Linked DNA regions of Mus musculus: region 2 is linked to region 1. Evidence: chromatin loops called from intact Hi-C (ENCODE). Cell type or tissue: gastrocnemius. All regions are shown on one strand. Links, peaks and the distances in the headings refer to the core of each region. The heading gives the core; the rest is flanking DNA.

Region 1 (10,891 bases), core at 1,978-9,977:
ATTAGCTGTACACTATTTCCTATTTGGTATATATAATGTAGTACATATTAGAGATCAAACCTGCATTCGTCCTCCTGGCAGGCAAGTGCTCTCTCACCAGCTGGCACCCCCAGGGTGAGTGTTCACTTCATTTGCTTGTTGTTTGTTAGGGGTCTTTCTGGGGAAGGTGTTTGTTCCCAGCCCTGCCTCCTGAGTGGCGGGGCATGTTGGCCTGTTCTTCGTGCCCAGCTTTCCCTTGCTTCATTTTGTCTTATGAGATAGGCTCTCACAGTGTAACCCAGGTTGGCCAGAAACTCACTATGTAGTTTAGGCTAGCCTCAAACTCTCAGCAAGTCTCCCACCTTAGCCTCCCAAATACTGGGATTTCTTATGTTTCTCTGCCTGGCTGGTTGTTTGTTTGCTTTAAAATGCCTTGTTTTATAGCAGATGAAGTTCATCTTAGTTGCTTTTTTAAAGCCCATGCATGTGTTTGTTCGTGTGAACGTCACATGAGTGTGTAAGGCAGATACTAACAATGTCTGCTGTGGAGTAACTGAGGCCAAGATGCCAAAGGCCCAGGCAAAGCCACAAGTTAGGCTCAGGGTGACATCACAGCCTTACTGCCCCTGAGCCACCAGTCACTGGGCCCTGGAGATCAGTTCTGGAGAATCTCAGAGTGCCTTAGGGGATGGAGGGACAATGGGGTTGGAGCAGAAGTGTTTGGGTTTTTCAGTGTCCATCTCAGTGTGAACACAGTTTAGTCTTCAACCTCTGGGCTGCTGGTCCTTCCGTCCTCCAGGGGGACCAGCCTTTCCATCCTTTCTCTCTAAGAACAAACCAAGACCTAGATGACAGATGGGGTGAACAGTAGGCTGGAAAAGAAAGTTGGTGGGCCAGGTGTGCTGGACACACCTTTAATCCTAGCACTTGGGAGGTACTGGCAGGTGGATCTCTGAGTTTGAGGTCAGCCTGGTCTAAACAGCAAGTTCCTGGACAGCCAGGATTACCTGGAGAGACAGAGACAGAGAGACAGAGGGAGACAGAGAGACACAGAGACAGAGAGAGAGACAGAAACAGAGAAACAGAAAGACAAACACAGAGAGACAGAGAGACACAGAGAGAGACAGAGACAGAGAGACACAGAGAGAGAGACAGAGACAGAGAGACAAAGAGACAGACAGAGGTAAGGGATGGGGAGGGAAGAAAGGGGTGGGGAAGGGAATTGAAGGGAAAAAAAGACAGAAAGAAGAGTTGGAAGACCTCAGGTCACTGGCCCACAGTTTGGCCCTACTCTTCTTTTGAGGACAGGGGTAAGGGGTGGGGATTCTGTGAGACAGGGTTTCTCTGTGTAGTGTCAACTTTCCTGGAACTCACTCTGTAAAACAGGCTGGCCTCTAACTCAGAGAACTGCTTTCCTCTGCCTTCCCAGGGATCAAGAGGGCGAGCTACCACCACCCAGCCCGATTCTCTTCTTCATTGCTTTGGCTTCGAAGCCCTGAGTGACTCGAATGAAAACATGTTTTGAAGCAAGAGCTTATTCTGGGGCGTGTCTCTGTGGAAGAGCTCAAGGTGTCGTCATTCAACTCGGGTACTGGTGGGCACACAGTGACAGAGAAGAATGAGAGCGAGGGTGGCAGGGTGTCACAGGGAGCAGGGCAAGCATTCAACATTTCAAACACTTGGCAGCTCCCAGGAGATAGTCTGCAGTGGGAGGAATAAGCCAGCCAGCCATCCGAGACCCTCTGAGGCTGCTGTGCGCTTGCGCAGCTTTTCATCTTTCCTTCAAAGCTTAACACCTCTAGGAGATGTCGCCACCTTAGCAGGAACGTGAGACCTGACTCCAGGGGACAGAGAAGCCAGCACACTGGACTTAGAGGGTGCTGCAATGGTGATTAAAAAAAAAAAAAAATCACCCAGATTCACACAGCCCGGAGCAGCTGCACCCAAAAGCTGCCACTCCCTTTCTGTCTGGCTGCTGCCTAGGTGAACACACATGGAAGCCATTCAGAGCTGTCTTCACCTCTCGCCCACCGAGGACCCAGCCTGTCTTTCTAGCCCAAGCATATGGAGCAGTCATTGGCACTCAGATACGAAAGGCTGGGTAAAGCAAAGATGCATAGCGGAAGGTCTCAGGCTCAGTAAGTTCCCAGGGTCATCAAAGAGGAAAGCATCCAAAGGTATAGGAACAAGTGTGTCACTCGCCCATAGTGGCAGATTTATATGGGGATCCAAAGCCATCTCCAAAGGCTCCAAAGCCTCTAGTCTTAGTGTAGTTTCAACCAGCTCTGAACCTCTAAAAATCCACACTTTCCGAGGCACGAAGGCAACCGACATCTGGGGGGAAATTGTATTCAGCTGTGAGATAAAGCGCCCTGTATTGACGTTTGCTTCAGAAGTGTTCAGAGCTTAGCCTTTGAAGGGCTTTCTGTGGCCTGGTGTTTTAAACACAGTATTGAATATGAGTAAAAATATTTATTGGAGACAAAGATAAAAAGAATTGGGATTACGTGGAACAGCCGCAGACGTGCACGGGAGAGAGGTTGAGGCATCTGGAGTGTGGGCAGTAAAGGAGGGGAAAGGTCACTCGGTGCTGCGATGTCTCCACAGTCCTTCCTCCTGCTTCCTGCGAGCCGTTTCCAGAGCAGTGGTTAAAAGTTCAGGCAGCAGAAGCACATGATTCAAGTTCCCATTCTGTCCTCCTGCTGAGTAACAGAAGACAAAGATAGAGACTCTCTGGGCCTTACTCACGCCTCAGTGAAAAGCAGATAATATAACTGCATTTGACTTCTAGCCTTGAAGGTTGGGCACAGACCTTGGCCAAGAAAAGTGGCTTAGGTAGTTCAGAGCTCTCTAAGGGCTGTTGCCATCATCATCATCATCCCAGCCAGCCTTGGTACACATGCAAGTAAACTCAACACCCCAAAAATGGCTGAGGTCCAAGCTGGCCTAGAATTTACGACCTCTCAAGTGGTAGGATTGCAGGCCTGGAACACCATACTTGCCTCCTCCATGACTACCTTTCTACTACAGTCCAAAGAAGAGGAAGTATCCAGCTGTTTCTGTTGCAGAACAGTCAGTGTGTGTGCAAGGGCTGAGGAGACCTGTCTAGGCAGATGTTTAGGTATTCAGGGCTTAAAATAGCCTTCCTATAGAGAAGTGCTTTATTATTTATTTATATCATTTTATTATTTTCATCATTTTCATTTATCACATTTGTGTGTATATGTGTGTGTGTGTGTTCTTACATATGCATACACACACACACACCCTACTCCGAGCATCCCTGGAGGCATTTAACTAATGAAGAGTCCGGCTCTCAGTCATTAAACCCTTCTGCACATCCAAACTAGGGTCGCAGCCTGTATCCATCTGGCTGCAGAGTAGCCATTCCTTCCAGACCATAGGATGTCCAAATGGCTCCCGTTCCTCTTCCCTGTCATTTATGAGACCCGCAGCAATGCGTTTGGGAACCTAACCATTTTCTAGAAAGTTTTCAATAGTTCTAAACATCAGCTGCTTTACCTCATGCCCCTCTCTGCACACGTGACCCTCCCCACTACCACTGGGATTGATCCCATCTGCCCTTCACCCCGATCCACTGAGCTTTAAATGTGTTCCCTAAAAAGCTGGAAATGAGGAGACAGAGCTCAATAGGCCTGCGCTCACTGGACACGCCATTCCTGCACGGTATGTGGAGTGGCAGAGCCTGCCAGGGTCTGTGTCTTTGAGCTACGTAGCATATACAAATCTCATCATGTGCCAAGGAGAAAATGGGAGAGAGCCCATCAAACAGCCAGACTTGAAGTCCATCTTAGCGCAGGCTGCCTAGTGGTTTCTTCCTGAAGTGCCACCATTGTTCAAATTGTTCAAAAAATTCATTCTCAGACTCCTCCACAGGGCCCCTTCCGGAACATATCACAAGCACTGCCCTTTGACAGGCTCTCCAGGGAAGGCCTGCGATGCGCATCCTTGAGACGCAGGGAATCAGTCCAGAGACCCTGGTTGATTGATAAGGAGAAAACTGCCCACCCACTCTACACTTGAAGGCAACCAGGAGGCTACCCACAGTCCCATTCTCTGGAAACCTTGTAATGCTGTATTTCCTGGAGGGAGGACCCATAGCAGGTCTCTGTGTTTTCTTTTAAAGCACAGTTGTGGGTCGTGGGTTTAAATCCTGAGCTCAGGAGCCTTAGGTTAAACACCCAACCACATGGAGTCTTTACTCTTTACACAGTAATGAGGGACATGGCGTTTCTGCAAAGGGTTAAACAAACTGCTGTAGCCAAAAGACTGTCTATACTACCTTCTAGTAGAATTAGTGAGCATTGTTATTACCTTTTCATCATTTAATTAATTTTAAATGTATTTGTTTATATAGTTTATGTCTATGGGTGTTATGTCTGCGTGTACATCTGCACACCAGAAGAGGGCATAAGATCCTGTAGTGGCTGTGAAGCACCATGTGAGTGCTGGGAACTGAACTAAGGACCTCTGGAACTCCTAACCACTGGCCCATCTCTCCAGATCTGCTTATTACTTTCAGTGTGTGTGTGTGTGTGTGTGTGTGTGTGTGTGTGTGTGTGTATGCATATGTAAGAATAGGCATGTGTACCACACAGCACACATGTGGAGACCAGGATAACTTTCAGCGGTCAATTCTCTTGCTACCGTGTGGTTCCTAGGCATCGAGCTCAGATCCTCAAGTGTGCTGAGCAGCGCCCCTCCCTGCACTGACCCACCTCAGCAGTCTGAAATTGTGTTGTTATGGTGAAAGTAGCACGTGATCGACATATCATAGAAACTCAAGAACTATGACTCAGGAGCTGGTGATGTAGCTCAGTTGGTAGAGTGCACAAAGAAAGAGAAAGAAGAGGGAAAGGGAAGGGAGAGGGGGAGAATTAACCTGGCTTGGCCCTAAGTTAGACCTGAAAATTTTCAGTGACCTTGCTGAGAGTTCTCCTAAGTTGTCTAAGGTGCGGTGCAGCTTGGATGTGGCGCTAGAACACGTGCCTGACACCTGCCAGCTCCAACCTCAGCACCAAACCAAAATAAACAAAACCAGCAAAGGTTCTCTCTCTCTCTCTCTCTCTCTCTCTCTCTCTCTCTCTCTCTCTCTCTCTCTCCCTCTCTCTCTCTCTCTCTCTCTCTCTCTCTCTCTCTCTCTCTCTCTCTCCCTCTCTCTCTCTCTCTCTCTCTTGTGTCTGGGCATGGAATGGAAACCGTTCCTATGGAAGCCAGAAAGGGACATTGGCATTTCTGGAGCTAGACAGTTGTGAGCCACCTACTGTGGGTTCTGGAAAGTCACTGGTGTCCTGTGGAAGAACAGCAAGCATTCTTAACCACTGAGCCATCTCTCCAGCCCTGAGCAAAGGTTTTATGGAGCTATTAATGAAAAGACACAAGAGGAAAAGTCAAATATTCCTCTTCTCAGAAAGAGTGATAAGTATTTATTCAGTGCCTACTATTTGTCAGACATTTAAAATCCCCTGGTCTTGTTCTCTGTGTCCTTGGAGGTTTTGGAGGCACATCTCCCCTTTGGAATTTTAAGTATTGCATGAGCTAGTTAGTTAATGGAGGGATCAAGAGGGCGATGCCAGTTTGAAACAATGTTGTCGCTGGACTCCAGTTACAATGTATTCATCTGGACTGTGACAGCAAGGCAGTCTGAGTATGAGCCACAGTCTTCTGCCTTGGCAGCCACACCCATTCGCAGGGCTGATTGCTAGCAGCCAGCAAAGGCTTCTGATAAAAGGGAAGCTGCTGAGCTATTAGGTTTGCCGAGCTCCCAGGTAGATTTCCACAGGCAGAGGAGAAAGAGCGGTGCCTTGTTTTTGCCGGCGTGGGTGTTAGCAACGCGAGACAGGAACCCAGCATTAATACAGGCACCGGCTCCTCGTAGAGCCAACTCCAAAGGGTCCTGGTGACTTTTTCTCTGCAGTTTGACTCCTCCCTCCCTCCCTGGGAGCCTCTCTGTTCAGTCAAGCTTTTCCATCCTACCCCAGGCTGAATAGAGAGCAGAGGGTGCCAGAGACCGAGGTAGACACTCAACTCCACTTCTACCGAACCAGTCTTCCTTTCGACGTCTGTCTCTTCTCCCTTTGGTTTTTGATCATCTTGTGCTGGATTTTGCTTCTGCCACTCTTCTGTTAATAGGTAGCTGGTGATCTGCGTCATCCTGGAGGGTCATCCATCTCTACGGCCTTCTTCCACATTCTCAGGGGCCTTTCTTAATGATCACCCTTTTAGAATCACATGCCTGCTGCTGCTTCACAAGACACAAGCATTTGCTTTGTGCCCCCTGCATTTGTGTTCCAATCTTAAACTGTCCCCTTGCCTGCCGACTTCCATCCCTTAATATTCTTGAAGACAACCGGTCCCTTCTCATGGAAGTCAGTATCCTCAGACACAGGCCTTCTGAGTTTCTCTCCTGCCACAGGGCCACGGGACTGCTCTGCTTCGCCTGACAGATCAAAGGACATTTTCCCCAGCCTGTTCACTTTCTGCCTGGTGATCATAGAAGTACCCAGAGCACAGCTAGATGGCGCTCACGCCTACACATTTCTGAGGAATGACGTTTTTTTCCTCAGAGGAATTTCTGAGGAAGAAGTTTTTCCATTTGTCTCCCATCTTGAGCTCACAGCTTTGGGAGGAGGGGGACTGGAGCACATGGACTAATTACAAAGAAACTGGAACGTGTGCATTTTCTAATCAAACTGATATCTAATGGGCACGCGAGTCAGATTCAGTTCTAAGTCCTCAACATTGCCCTGCTACACATACCTTGCCCCAGGAGACAGATACAGAAATGGCACTTAGAGACTTGGTAAATTTGCCCAGAGCAGAAGGGTGTCAGAGATGGAAGTCCACAGGCATCTTGCACCAAAACTACCCTTAACAACAAGGGACTGGTTGGAGAATGGAACCAAGAGAAGAAACTGGGAGTGTTGGGAAGGCACGGCTTTCTACACAAAGCATTGTTCTGCCTAAAATTACTCCACAGCCCTAAAGCACCATGTGTATTTTGAATATCCAATCATTTTTTCTAAAAGCCCTAAGTATATAGCTCAGTGGTAGCGCACTGGCCCACTGTGTAAGATCCATGCTCAAACCCCTGCACCATGGAGTTACAGTAGGAATAATAATAGTAATAATAGCTGGGTGTTGGCAGTGAATGCCTTCCATCCCAGCACTCAAGAGTCAAGAGTTCAAAGTCTGCTTGGGCTATGGAGGGAGACAGTATCTCAAAACAACAATAGCGATAATTTTTATGAGACTGAATATATAGGACTCAACTCAACTATGATCAAAGGTGAATCTGGCACACATAGGCCGAACTTTATATATTAAGAGGGGAGAGCTAAGAGCATTTGGCTCTTGCTTCTTCTCCATTCTCTTCTCTGCTCATTTTCAGACTCAAGCTTTGTGGGACACACTGAACTTATAACAGGACCCATGATGTCCCAAGGATGCACTGAACATGTATGTTGCTGAGTCCATTTCTATTCTCCAAAGAGTAGCAACATTTTTTTACTCTGAATGAAGATCCGTGTGGACCATACTTGAAGACCCTGTAAATCTCGAATAAATAAATCTCTAATTCTATCCCTACTGACTCCCCTGAAGGCCTCCTAGCCTTTCCATCACCCCCTCCCTCCCTAAGGCGTGATGTTAGAGAGGGGACCCAGGGGGAAGAGGCAACATCCCTACTCTATCACAGGTGGAACCTCACTTCTCATTGTTGATAGACGCTTGCAGGTTAGGTGACCACTTATAAAGCCCCTCCTGGAGTCTTGGGGGTTGCCTGTAACCACTAGTGGTTCCTGTCATTTACTCTTCATTACTGGAGTACTCTGGCTGCAGTAAAGGTGATCAATCACAGAATGGTATTGTCCTTTAAAACTCCGTATAGGAAACAGGCACTGGGCTGGACCGTGAGGTTTTGTAGGATCTAGTACACAGAGATTTGTGAAAGACCAAAGCCACTGTGTTTCTGCAGTCTGCCAAAAAGTAGACACACATGTACATAGATGTCGAATGTGTACTCCTGCCAACAAAAACATGTCTCCATCCCAAGTTCAGCTACTACTCCATGTGAGCCAATTGCGAGGCATTTGCACATCACTAAAGAATGAGAAGGGAACTTTGTTCCCAGCCCCTGCCACACAGCCCAATCAGCAGACGGCCAGGAGGGAGCAGAGCCACAGGCATTTGGCACACACATGTGCACTGCCTGCTTCTTTCCAACCTGGCGGTCCAAGAATCAGGCACAGGGGCAGGGAGGGTCAAAAAGGGCTCTGAAACACATTTGTAGACCCGGAAGTATAACCTGGAGAAAGGCTGGTCAGCTGGGTATATGGAGGAAGATCCACACCCCGTACCCAGACCCTTTCCTGTTGTAGAGGAGAGAGAGAAATTCCTGCCCGAGGGAGCAGCCCCGCAAGTTCTGGAAGCCTTAAAGTTGATCTTGGCTGCGTTCTTCTGCAGGTGTCTGATAAGCTCCATCTGATCCTCAGTGTTCTGGACTCTCAGAGAAGACCTCCCCCCTTGAATGAGAAGACCCTTAAAGGCCACCTGAAGGAACTCCAAGATCAGGTCAGTGTCACCATCAGCTATGGCCCATCATGGGTACCCAGAGTCACTTAGCCCTCCAGAATTTATCAAGACCACTCTTAGAGCTAGAATATGAGGGTGCTTAGGGTTCCCAATTGTCCAGACCATTGATGTGCCTGATTCCCTTTTGATTTCCTGTGAATTTGTATCTAAGCTGTGTGTAACCAATTGTTTACACCAATTTCACAGCAACCCTACATCTCAGCCATACTGGTTCTACGTGATTAGATACACCTGAGGCTACACCTGTCCACACTTGTCACTAGGTCAGCCTCCTGCTGAAGGAACATCTGTGTGGTCCTGAGCAGGACCTCGAGGGTATGCAGGTGGAGAGAGGCGCTCAAGGAGCCACTAATACTGGCCAGAGTGAGTCCTGCTCAGGCTATGGGTTATAGGTTTAGCTGCCAGCAGTCTCCTGCAGCAACACCGCTCATTAACTAGCTCTTACTTTCCTTTTGGGATACTCACATGATCCCATGTGATTACTGTTCAGAACTGGGACTGTAATTTGGTGTTAGAGCGTTTGTCTGTAACGCGTGAGACCCCGGGCCATGCCAAATCACACTACCGTCTCCGAAGAGCTGGATCCTCAATACCACCTTGGTCTCTTGCCACTTTGACTCTCTTCTCTGAAAGACAAGAGGGTGTGACCCCCACACTTCTTTGAGGATTCATATTTTCATATCCTTCAGCGGCCAGCGCCATTTCTTCTCTTGGAATAAGGGAAGAGTTCCCAAATAGGACTCAAAGTGACTTGTTACAATAACAAGTTCAAATAAAATGGAAAAAGTGATACTAACCAGATTTTCTATAAATGCTCCTGTTCTATTAAAATGGCTTCAGTTTTTCCAGTGAGAGAGAGAGACAGGCAGACAGACAGATACAGCAAGACAGACAGACACATAGGCAGGGTGGGGGTGGGGGTGGGGGAGCAGTGTTGCATTACCGTTTTTCTTTGCTTTTAGTGGGTCTAATTCAAATTGCGTCAAGTGAAACTCAGCATTGGGAACTGGAGAGCCAACTCAGCAGTTTAGAGCACTGGCTGTTCTCACAGAGAACCCAAGTCTAACCTGATCACTAAGTGCTGAGACGAAGTGCATGTTAGCTTCACGCCTGCCAGATAAATATGCTGTCACTGAGCTGCACCCAGCCTTAACTAGATCACCCTTGAGCTCACAATCCTGGTCATGTCCAGAAAAGTAGCAGTTTGATTTGAGAAAAGGAGGGCTTCTTTCAACCCATGTGTGTTGACAGATAAGATATAACCCCTAAACTTGGGGGTACATTTCTAATTAACCATATGAACATTAAAAACTCTAAAACAAATACACTTCCCAATGACTCTATGTTAATTCTGTGCCCCACCCATGACATACGGACAAGACCTGATTCTCAGTCAGCTGCAATCTAAGCCAGTCTGTGGCCTGACCAAGTCTGTGTATCCTACCTTCTCTAGAGCAGAGGTCCACAGGGGCATCTGTGAGCCTCTGATACCTTCTTCAAAGCTGAATCTGTGCCTGGGGTAAAGTAGAAATGATTCTATCCACCAGGGTCTTGAATGTTAGAATTTTTTTTTTGAGGCAGGGTCTCACATTGTGGGCCACAAAACCTGGAACTCACTCTGTAACTCTGGCTGGCCTCCAACTCAAGGTGCTTCTACCTCCTGAGTGCTGGGATCAGCCACTATGTCCGGCTGGAAAATGACTCCTCCTCCTCCTTTTCCTCTTCTTCCTCCTCTTCCTCTTCCTCCCCTTTCATTTCTTCTTCCTCCTCCTCCTCATTTGTATATGTGTTTTTGCTAGGTACTGTACACATAGGTGTGTGCATATGTGTGTAGAGGCCTGGGGTAGACACTGGGACTCTTTCTTAACTGATCTTCACCTTGCTTTCAAAGTTAAAGACACAGGGAAAGTGTGACAATCATGATTGCTACAAACCTTATGCACTGTCTAGATCATTAAAAACAACTTTCATGGACCCTGATATAGCTGTCTCTTGTGAGACTATGCCAGGGCCTAGCAAACACAGAAGTGGATGCTCACAGTCAGCTATTGGATGGATCTCAGGGCCCAAATGGAGGAGCTAGAGAAATTACCCAAGGAGCTAAAGGGAACTGCAACCCTATAGGTGGAACAACATTATGAACTAACCAGTACCCCGGAGCTCTTGACTCTAGCTGCATATGTATCAAAAGATGGCCTAGTTGGCCATCACTGGAAAGAGAGGCCCATTGGACACGCAAACTTTATATGCCCCAGTACAGGGGAACGCCAGGGCCAAAAAGGGGGAGTGGGTGGGTAGG
Region 2 (10,891 bases), core at 1,913-9,912, 84 kb after region 1:
AAATTTTAGAGCTGTATTATTTAAGTTATTGTTTGGAGTATTGTTTATCAACATAAATAAGTATGCACAATTTATTTTTCATGATTTAGTCCCTGTATTCTTCTTAGCCAGTCATATAAAAATTAAAGTATTTGTCGATTTCACACTAGATAAGCTCAAATCTAACTAAACCTCTGAATTCAAACCATATGTTAATTTTCAAGTTCAAGTACAGTAAAACTTTGAAACCTCAGCTCATTACCACATATCTCATTTATGTTATTTTATTTTGGGGGGGAGGGGGGAGAATGTGTACCACAGTGGATATGTGGGGTCAGAGGGCAATTCGGTGTGTCAGTTCTTCCCCTCCACCTTTGTGTGGTTCCAGGGATCCAGGGACCCAGCCTGGTCACCAGGCTTGTGCAATAAGGGCTTTCACCCACTGAGACACTAGCTGGCTCTGGTGTTCTCATTTCTTCAACAAAGTTCACCCATTAAAATTGAATAGTTGTCCTATTAAAACACATGCATAGCCTGTCTTCCTTCATATTCTTCATCACACTAATTGCCTCTGTAATTTACTTTGTTTAAGTTTATTTACTTTTTCATAAGCTAGGATTTCTCTTTGTAACCATGGCTGGTCTGAAACTCACTAAAATAGACCAATCTTGCTCAAACGCAAGAGACCTGCCTGCCTTTGCCTGAATGCTGGGATTAAAGGGTTTTATTTTACTGAACAAATTAATGAGAAAACTCAAGTTAAAAATCAAATATGAGGCCTACTCTAGGAGAGCCTCAAGTCTGGTTCAGATACGGGATGAGTCTGAAATAAGATACCAATGACTATTATACACACAACAATGGTAGATTATCAGCTAACACAAGCTTTGAATTACTTTTAAATTCATTTCCTCAACTTTTAAAAATTCTTTTATACAAACACATTCCTTAAGAGTTATCATCCTTATGAGACATCAAAGTAGGGTTGGAAAGATGGCTCAGTAAGCAAAGGTACTTGCTGCCAAGCCTGACCCATAGGAGCCCATAGGGAAGATGCCTTCCCCACAGGATCACATGCCCTCACACACACACACACACACACACACAGAGTAAAGAATATGCTCAAAAACAGCTTGAAATCTGAGATAAAGTTCTACAAACATTAAAATTATAAACCAGTGCCATCCAGCAAAGTCATTTGTATGTCCCTTTCACAGTTTCTGGGCCTGGCCCCTGGCTGGCTAAACTGTTCTTCAACATGGTCTGAGTAGCTACCAACAACTACTAAACCTAACTGGCTAGAAGCTGGCTGATCTTGGGCACCATGGCTTTGCTGTGGTTCTATCCCATCAAACAACATAATGAAGGTAGTTTAGAGTATAAAAGAAATAGGTTGGACTAAAATTAGTAAATACTGACATATTATGTGATATGTCTGGTAATGATCACACTGGTTCCTCTAGACTCAGCAGTATGTTGAGCTGTGACTGTCTATAAATACGGATCAGTTACGTCAGTGTGTTTTACATTGCTTATGCCCTTCCAATAAAGAGTATCAATCAGTTTGACCAGCAGTATCTAGTAAGTTTGCCACTTCTTTCTTCTTCCAGTCTTCCAAGTTATAGGTATGTATTTAGTATGAAACCATGGGAATTTATAATTTTCTTTTCCCATAAATGGTTTTTTCTTCAATATGTTTCTTCAAAAGATTTCTCCTAGCACATGCAAATCAAAAATAAAAAACATTACTCATCTAGAATATCTAGAAAGAACGTATCACAAAAGAATAAAATGATTTCTCAAATTAGAGTACTAGTGAGCTTATTAAGAAAAATTAGACGAAAAACCAAAAAAAAAAAAAAAAAGAAAGAAAGAAAGAAAGAAAGAAGAGAAGAGAAGAGAAGAGAAGAGAAGAGAAGGGAAAGGAAAGGAAAAGAAAAGAAAAGAAAGGACAAGACAAGACAAGACAGGCTCAACTGCAAAAGCAAGCACACAGGCAGACCTGAATCTTTTCAGTCTGACCTGGATTACAGACAGACAATACTGTAACCATTTATAATATTGTTTCTTTAAAAGTAAAAGGGAGAAATGCTTTAACCAACTCCTTAGCAAAAAGAGAAGTAAGCTTATGTGGTTTACTATAATTTTAATTTTTAAAGATTTGTTTATTTTATCTTTGTGTATGAGTGTTTTGTTGAGCCTGCTGTAATTGGAGTTATGGATGGTTGTAAGCTACCATGTGGGTGCTGGGAACCGAACCTGGTCCTCTGTAGGAGCAGCAAATGCTCTTAACTGCTGAGCCATCTTTCCAGCCCATGGTTCACTGTAATTATTAATCACTTTTCCGATTATACTTGAAAAGGAAAGTGAAACCGTTATAACATATAAGCACAAATTTCAAAGCCTCTTGTAGGTGCAAACTTGGCTACATAGTCTAGTATGCCTAACATTATGCATGATGGTCATACATAAGCTTTACATTATTATAGAATTCTGTATCACCACAAAACAGGGTTTGGCTTTTGCTGACCAAAAGTTGGTTCAAAGTAAAAAGAGAATTAGCTAAATGAACCACGGTTTGGTTTGAAAATGGCAATGTTGAATTCTTAATCTATATTTTACACAAATGTTTCTCAAAGCAGAGCGCCACCTGAGGAGGGTAATAACTAACAAAGGCTAGTGTTTCCTGAGCACAAGACACACACTCACGTATTCTCTGTATACATTATCTCACCCCTTAATCTGGAAAGGTATGAACTAAAGCTGTCATCCTGTGAACTGAGGAGACACAAGTGATTGATTTATATAAAAGTGGCAGAGGAAGGTTACTACCTATCAGAAGTGTCTAAGGGAGGTCACAAACATACTAAGGCTTCCTGCAAAGGTGGCAAACACCACCATCACTAGTGTCTGCAGCAGATTCCGAGGTACAATCAAAACCACCTCCAAGACCTTCCTCCAACCCCATCCAAGCCTATTCATGAACAAGAGCTCCACTCATATGTGGCCACTGGCCTGGAAAAAGAGGGCTGGAACACCAGCGGATGCTCCCCACATGATCTTAATGGGCAGATAAACTAGACTAAATGACTGTTAGTCCTGCAAATGGAAGTACTTTATTTCTAATGCTTATAATAATAAAGGCTAGTAGTTCCTGAGCACAAGCCAGGTGATTCTGAAAGACAAGATGAAAAGACCACTAATAATTACTTCACACACTTGTTAACCACTCCAAATAGTCAACTACAATCCAACTTTCTATCTGAGCACTTTGACTATTCTATTTCCCAACAACATGTTTAGCTTTTCTTCTTCTTGAACAGAAGAGACATGACAACTGCACTTGAACCTTATTTGGTTACTCTGAACCCAGGACAAGCACTCTAACACTGAGCTACATCTCCAGCCCTAGCTGAACCTCTGCAAATAAATTTCTGCCAGCTTTGATTTGACAGGAGGAGTTTAAGGATGACCACAGACAACATGAAAAAGTTCAGAAATCCTTTATGTAGCCCTGAAGACCAGGGGAGTCTGCAACTCACAGATCCACCTGCCTCTGCCTCCTGAGTACTGGGACTATCACTGTGTCGGTTTTTTGTTTGTTTGTAATTGCTTTTAAAAGCACCCATAGTCCTTAAGTTCAAAAGAAAAAGAAAAAAGTCCTAAGAGTTAAACTAAAAATTAAATAGCAGGTTATAACACTAAAAGCATTATGATATACATTTAAACTGTATTATTCATAATTAGCTATATTCCTTAATTAAGTTTGTGTTGACAGTTAAAACAGAGCAGTTATTATGGTGCGAAGTCCCATCTCCTTATCCAGGTACTGAAACAATGCTTATGCAGTGTTTTTACCCTGTTAAATCACCTAAATGCACACGTTAACAGGTGCGAAGACACCAAGGTGTTACATAAGCACACCCCAACAACAACAACAAGGCTAGTCAGGATGACTACACAAGGGCCGATCTTCTGAGGAGCCTCACTGTTTGACCGCCTTGCCCACAGCACGCCCCACTCACCCTACACCAAAAAACAATGACAAGCGCTCCAGACAGCTTCAGGCTCGCTGCCTTTTTCTATCAGTGATAAAGTGATATGCAAGTACAGGAAGTTTGAGCGATGACTTTTCAACTGGAGATAGCAGCTGCAAAGGAGTATCAATACCCTAAGTTGTACAAACTCCGGATTTTATCAGGGAAATGTTACAAAACTTCCTTCTTCCGGACAACTCATTATTTGCCCCAAGTCTACATTCCTTTATTAGTCACGACCTTTCAGAATGCTTTCATCCCTTATTGTTTGAATAATATTGGGACTTTTGATGTTGCTAATAAACCTTACAGGGGCCCTTATCAAAGAAGCCAACCTAGGTCCGTGTCCCAAAACAGACCGGATTACAGGAAACTCGGTACTTGTAATTCCTTGTAAACAGATGTATCCTCCTCTTTTTTTCCGTCCACCTGTATACTTCTATCATACATAATTGACAGCAACTCGAATCAGTTTTGCAGAAATTTACTCTTGAGGAACTGGGAAGCCCCTACGTGTTATGTGTGATAGACACACGACAGTGAATCTCATTTACCAACTGCCACTGGGATCTTAACACCTCAGATCTGACCTCTGAGCCATATGTCAATAGGCTGTAAGTCAGGCAGAGTCCCAAAGAATAACGGGGGTGTGGGGGGTGTTACAAAGATGGATCCCACAAGATGTGTGTGTGTGTGTGTGTGTGTGTGTGTGAGTGTGTGCACCTCTAGCCTGTACCGATGGCCCATCAGGCAGACCCTAAAGAGCCATCTTCCCGGCTGGGACCCCACACATCCCCGCGGGCCACGGGGCCTGCTCCGGGGCTGTGGGAGGGAGGGGAGGCAGTGTCTGTCCCCACTTGGGAGTCCTAAACAAATGGAAGCAGAGCAAGTTCTCACTTCCTGATCGCCGGAGCTTCCCCCAAGGCCCCCGTCCCGCGCCAGTCACCGGGGACGGGGGTTTAAGAAAAGGAGGACCCCCAGGGGTCCCAGGGCCCACCCCGCCCGCGCCTCGCCACCCGTCCTCGTCCTAGCCCTCGCAGGGCCTTACACGGTGACGTGACCGGAGCCGCGGACCACCACCGGGTCGGGCGAGTACTTGAGCAGCTGCTCCTCCAGGGCCCGCTCCTCGTCCTCCTCCTCCTCGTAGATTTCATCGAAATCCGCCATCCCGAGCCGGCGAGCCCCCCGCCCGGGGCCCTGGCTCTGGGGCGGCCGCGGGGAACGGCTGGTGAGGCGGCGGGCGCGGAGGCCGCGGAGCTGGCGCTCGGCAGTGTGGGCTCCGGCTACTGAGGAGACCTGGTCCCGGCCGCCGCCGTTGCCGCCGCCACCGCCGCCATTACCGTGGGCAGGAACAACAACACAATGTCAACATCCGCCGGGGCCGCCACCCCCGCCAGCGCCGCCGCCCGCGCCAGCGCCGCCGCCGTCGCCGCCGCAACTCCGGCAACCACAGCAACAGCCCGAGCCACCCGCAGCAGGAGCAGCCGGCTACCGCATCGCGAGACTTCCCGGGAGCGCGGGCGGGCGCGGGCGTGGGCGCGGGCGCGCGGGTGGGCGGGCGGGCGCGTTCACGCGGACGGTCTCGCGCGCTCCCGGGACGCCGGCCTCTTCCTCCGCTTCCACCCGGCGCGGCCCCGCCCTCCGGCTCCAGGGTCAGCGACCCGGAAGGCGGCGTCTGTGAGGATCGGGGGCGCTGACCCCGACTCGACTCCTAGAGCCAGGCTGGAGTAATCTGTAGCCCAAACAACGACAGCGGGCGAAGCCCCTGGCCGGACCAGAGAATCTGACTGCCGGTTTAATAAAACGTTTTTAGTCCACGATGCGAAGCAGAGTTGGTTGACTTTGCCAACTTGAGATTAACAAAGCAGTGCATTCTCTTTTTTTTTGTTGTTGTTGTTTGGTTTGGTTTGGTTTGGTTTGGTTTGGTTTGGTTTGGTTTGGTTTGGTTTGGTTTGGTTTGGTTTGGTTTGGTTTGGTTTGGTTTGGTTTTTCGAGACAGGGTTTCTCTGTGTAGCCCTGGCTGTCCTGGAACTCATTCTGTAGACCAGGCTGGCCTCGAATTCAGAAATCCCCCTGCCTCTGCCTCCCAAGTGTTGGGATTAAAGGCGTGCACCACCACTGCCCGGCAAACAGTGCTTTCCTGTCTACTGTCCTACCTGATTTTCCAAAATATCTCCAAAGCCAAATATTCTGTCCTTTTAGCCCAGGTTGTTTGTTTGTTTGTTTGTTTGTTAACAAGAAATCTCACCATCAATACTACCTAACAAAGTTGACAAGTTCTCTGTGTTCCAATTAAGAAGTTGCAGTTGTATGCTTCGTCTCTCTAGTGAAAAATGTTTTCTCCACAAGAGGGGATGGGGGAAGGGAGGAACAGTGGACTCATGGATCACCTTGGACCTGGTTTCACAATCAAGAGTCTGCCAAGCATCCAAACAACATAGGAACAGAACTGGACTCCTACGGCAAACTGGACCATGGGGTAACAAGAGTTCCTCATTGGTCTGGAAAGGAAAGAGGAGTTGTACTGGACCCAGTGTCCACAAACAGTTCTCTACGCAGTGTTCGCATCCTTCAAGTTCGTTTACGGGTCTTTGTCCAAGCAGAAAACGTACAAAGGTTAACATGAGAGTGGAAAATGCTGGACAACTTAATCCTGGAAAGATCTGGGGAAAAAAAAAAGGGCAGTGAGCTAGGCAGGGAAAAATAGTCGATGCGTCAGACTTATGCTTTCCCAGATTTATTCATTCAATAAACACTGAACCTACTGTGTGGTCAGCTGTGTGTGTGTGTGTGTGTGTGTGTGTGTGTGTGTGTGTGTCTGTGCGCGTGCACGCGCGACTATGTATGTTACAGTCTCTGGCAGTAACTTTTCTGTCATTAAGGCAAGCAACCATAATTCTCTAGGGGGGTGGGAGTCAGAGGGTATGTCAAAGGCTCCAATGGAGCATACACACAGGAGGCAGCTTAACTTGGTAGTTCTGAAGGCTGACTTTGAATCGCCCTCTATCATTTCCTATGGGACCCTGGCCAAGTCCTTTAACCTCTTGGTCTTTGACCTGTCACAGGAAGACAAAAGTGCGGCGTGGTAGCACACATCTATAAAACCCTAGCAGGTGGGAGATGGAGACAGGAAAATTAGGCATTGAACATCACTCTATATAGCCAGTTTGAGCTATAATAGAGCCTTGTCTCTAAAATAAAATAGATATAATAGTACCTATCCCTTGGGCTACTTGACAGAGTCTCTTGATGTACGTGGAATGCTTAGAAGAGGGATATATAGTCACAACAGGAAACATTCTTGATTCTTCCCCGCTTCTCTGCCATGAAGATCACCACGTTCCTTTGGCATTGTGTAATGTTTCAGTGTCCGTGAAGTATTATTAGTTTCAGAGACCCTATGTGAACTTGCTCTTGATCCCGTGTGTATGTGTGTATTTAATACTCTCATTCAGGACTTCAACTTCAACACATTGGCTGCAGAGAGTTCCTGAGCCTCCTCCTTGACAGTAATCAAGAGCCCAGTGGCCACATTCAAAGAGTGGCTGCAGAAAGGATGAGGGAGGAGGAGGAGGAAAATGGGTCTGTTTCGGTCATGGGCCACACCCTGCATGCTGTGTACAACCCAGAATCCACCTCTCAGTCAACACAGCCGCTGAGCATCACCCAGCTGACAACTTTCCAAGGACAGAAGAAACTGGAAGAGCCCCTTCTTTCTCCAGCACCCTCCACAGATCCGTCTTCAGAGGAGAACCTACAAGAATGTTTTCTGAATGGAGATGGATCATGGCTGGCACTGCCGGCAGAACACTGGGAGTTAATTAGGCGGCAGAGGACTGGCAAGAAGCTCACTCTCGCAGCACTGACTTTGCGTGGGAGGAGCACTCTGGCTGGACTCCGACAGAGAGATCGGTCTGACTCCCATTGCCGAGGTGTGAAGAGAAGTCATTGTTTTTAGTTGTTTTCTTTCTTTTTGACTCTTCTTCCGGTTTGGGGGGGCGGGGGGGGAACCTGCTGGTGTCAGTAAAGGGGCTCGAGACCTGGGAGCAAGGCCAAGAGGGCGAGGAAGGATGAGTCAAGCATTTCTCTATAATAGTTGACATCATAATTCCAAACTCCACCCCCAACACTCCAGGATTGCTTCCTGCCAAATGACTCCCTCCGCCTTTCCTGAGTATGAACCAGTCTTTGTCAAAATGTTCCCCCTCTCCTGTGCCCACAGTACACACCCCTGCAAACATGTCTCTTCTTTTGTATACCTCTTCATGCTCCTCACGTTCACATGTTCCTTCAGATCAACTGGCTTAAAACAAACAGGACAGCTCAGTAACCCCAGGAGCCAAGACTTTAGTTGCTATTTGAGGCGGGGAGTGGGGGTGGGATGGGGGTGAGATGGCAACTCACTTCATAGCCCAGGCTGGCCTAGAACCTGTCATGTAGCCCAGGTTGGCTTCAGATGTGTGGCAATACTCTTGTCTCATCCTTCTGGGTGGCGAGGAGCCTGTCATTCATAGATTTAAGACCTCCAACGAGTCAAGCAATGGTGGCACATGCCTTTAGTCCCAGCACTCATGAGGCAGAGGCAGTCAGATCTCTGTGCGTTCAAGGCCAGGTTGATCTACAATTCCAGGGCAGCCAAGGGTAGAAAAAGTAACCCTGTCTCAACCCCCATACATGTTATTTATTTATTTATTTATTTAGGCATTGGTGTTTTGCCTGTATATATGTTTGATATGTTTGTGTGAGGGTGCTGGATCCCCTGGAACTGGAGTTATAGACAGCTGTGAGTTGTCGTGTGGGTGTTGGGGATTGAACCCAGTTCCTCTGGAAGAACAGGTAGTACTTTTAATTGCTGACTCTCCAGCCCTCACATCTATCTTTCTAAGCTTCTTCACCCTCACTGGAGCCTTTGCCATGGAGTTATGAGGGGTTACATGAAATAGTTCATGTGCTGTGGCTGTAACCCTTCCCTAAGACTCATATATCAGCTTTACCCCTCAGCGTCATGACAGGCTTTGGACATGGGGCTTTGGGCTAGCTAAATGGGTTTAAAATATAACATCGAAGGTTTAAGAAGAACATCCATACCTTGATAGAGACAGCAGAGACCCTGACCTCTTCCTACCCGCCATGAAAGAAGACAGCAAGAAGAAAGCTACCTGAGAGCCAGGAGTGAGCCCTACACAGGCTGGTCCTTGGCTCTTTGACTTCCTCTCTCCAGGCTACTAGATAACTTCCTCTTATTTGAGCCACTCTCAATCCAGGTGGGCAGTCTCCTTGCCCCTCCCACAACATATAGCCCCAAGATTTCTCCCATGCCCATTCTGGGCCTCACCAGCAATCACTGGTGACTATAGGAAGCAACCTTTGACTACTCGGTAGAAGACCATGATCAATGAGGAGTACGAAATGTGGAAAAGGAACACCCCTTCCTTTATAATTTTGTGGTGACCCATGGCCTGGAGTAGGCCAGCCTTACTGCCCGGTGACTTCCAGATGTCACCAGAGCAGACATGAAGGGAATGATTTCAGCATCCATGGAGTGTCCTGGGGACACATACATCAGATGAACAGTGTGCTCACTTTGTGATTGCCCATGTCTAGCTCCCCAATGATGATGTGCAATTTGATGCATCACACCACAATAGTTAGGAAGGAGAATTTGAAAGTTTGGGCTCTGTCAACGAGAAGCTGAAATAGAAATCAGGATCAACCATGAAGAAGTAAACAGGGCTTGTTACATTCCCTCAGAACCCTTGCTTGAATCGTTGCAAGAAAGACTCCATCCAGTGACAATCTGGATTTTGCCTGGACAAGCATCCTTCTAAGCCAGACACCCTTGGCGAGTGGAGCATCTGAAAGGAGGCAAATCTTGGTGGGTTCTTAGCTCTCCAGATGACAGTAGCATCTGCCTATGGGACAGCAGTTCAGCTTCAAAGGAAGGAACAGCGATGGATGCTGAGCCCATCTTGACAGGACACACAGCTGTAATCCACATTTCCTGGCATCTGTCCTGGTCAGTTGTGGATGATCATAAACACAAGACTCGTGATAGCCACTCAAAGAATACTTCCAAGCCACTGAGAAGATGCCCATGCTGCTGAGGTAGACTGCTTGCTTTTCAGTCCTTATAGTGAGGTTACTCTTGCCATGGGATCTGCTGGCAAGACTGCAGCCTTGTGGGATCTGAGAAATCTGAAACTCAAGCTGTAATCATATGTCTTAGTCAGGGTTTCTATTCCTGCACAAACATCATGACCAAGAAGCAAATTGGGGAAGAAAGGGTTTATTCAGCTTACACTTCCATACTGTTGTTCATCACCAAAGAAGTCAGGGTTGTAACTGGTGCAGAGGCTATGGAGGAATGTTCTTTACTGGCTTGCTTCCCCTGGCTTGCTCAGCCTGCTCTCTTATAGAACCCAAGACTACCAGCCCAGAAATGGTTCCACCCACAAGGGGCTTTTCCCCCTTGATCACTAATTGAGAAAATGCCTTACAGCTGGATCTCATGGAGGCACTTCCCCAGCTAAAGCTACTTTCTCAGTGATAACGCCAGCCTGTGTCAAGTTGACACATAAAACCAGCCAGTACATCATATAAAGATGAAATAGTCCGAGTTCAGTCACCACCTCACAATGAGACTACTTTGGCTTCTGGTGGTACTGATCGTAGATGGGATGGCTGGGGTTTAAATAAAACTAGATAGGAACAGGCCACAAGAAGTGGAGGAGAGCCCACCATGGAGGACACACAGCCACAATCACTGAATTCTCCTGAAATCCCAGTGAACCTAGGTTGGTTTGTTCTGTATTGAGAAATAATATCATGCAAGTGAGACAGATGACCAAGAACATTTATAGTGATGGATCCCTGAA

The links. Hi-C counts contacts between places; a loop is a spot of excess contacts. Peaks named below come from ENCODE experiments on the same cell type or tissue, not always from the same donor. Only the 100,000 strongest peaks of a DNase experiment are listed, where the experiment ranks them.
Region 2: a loop joins it to region 1, with 2.3 times the contacts of the local background. A loop is called at or near these places in 10 of 42 quality-filtered maps.

Annotation. Positions count from the first base shown.
Region 1 is chr5:74,954,849-74,965,739 of GRCm38, forward strand. It overlaps Gm6116 (predicted gene 6116), which reads left to right. Exons shown (of 5, transcript NR_045866.1): 2 at 1,409-2,117; 3 at 7,391-7,458; 4 at 8,464-8,571. Gm52778 (a long non-coding RNA gene) reads right to left here. Exons shown (of 2, transcript XR_003955747.1): 2 at 2,432-2,681. Among named protein-coding and RNA genes, the nearest start is that of Gm6116, 11 kb to the left of the region's middle. In gastrocnemius, for the core only: a CTCF peak has its summit at 6,512; DNase peaks (open chromatin) are centred at 6,516 and 8,170.
Region 2 is chr5:75,039,116-75,050,006 of GRCm38, forward strand. It overlaps Chic2 (cysteine-rich hydrophobic domain 2), which reads right to left and starts at 5,526. Exons shown (of 6, transcript NM_028850.5): 1 at 5,065-5,526. The coding sequence starts at 5,183. It also overlaps the pseudogene Gm18593. In gastrocnemius, for the core only: no CTCF peak of the experiment used is centred there; DNase peaks (open chromatin) are centred at 5,142, 5,540, 7,898 and 8,031; H3K4me3 peaks cover 3,944 bases; H3K27ac peaks cover 4,303 bases.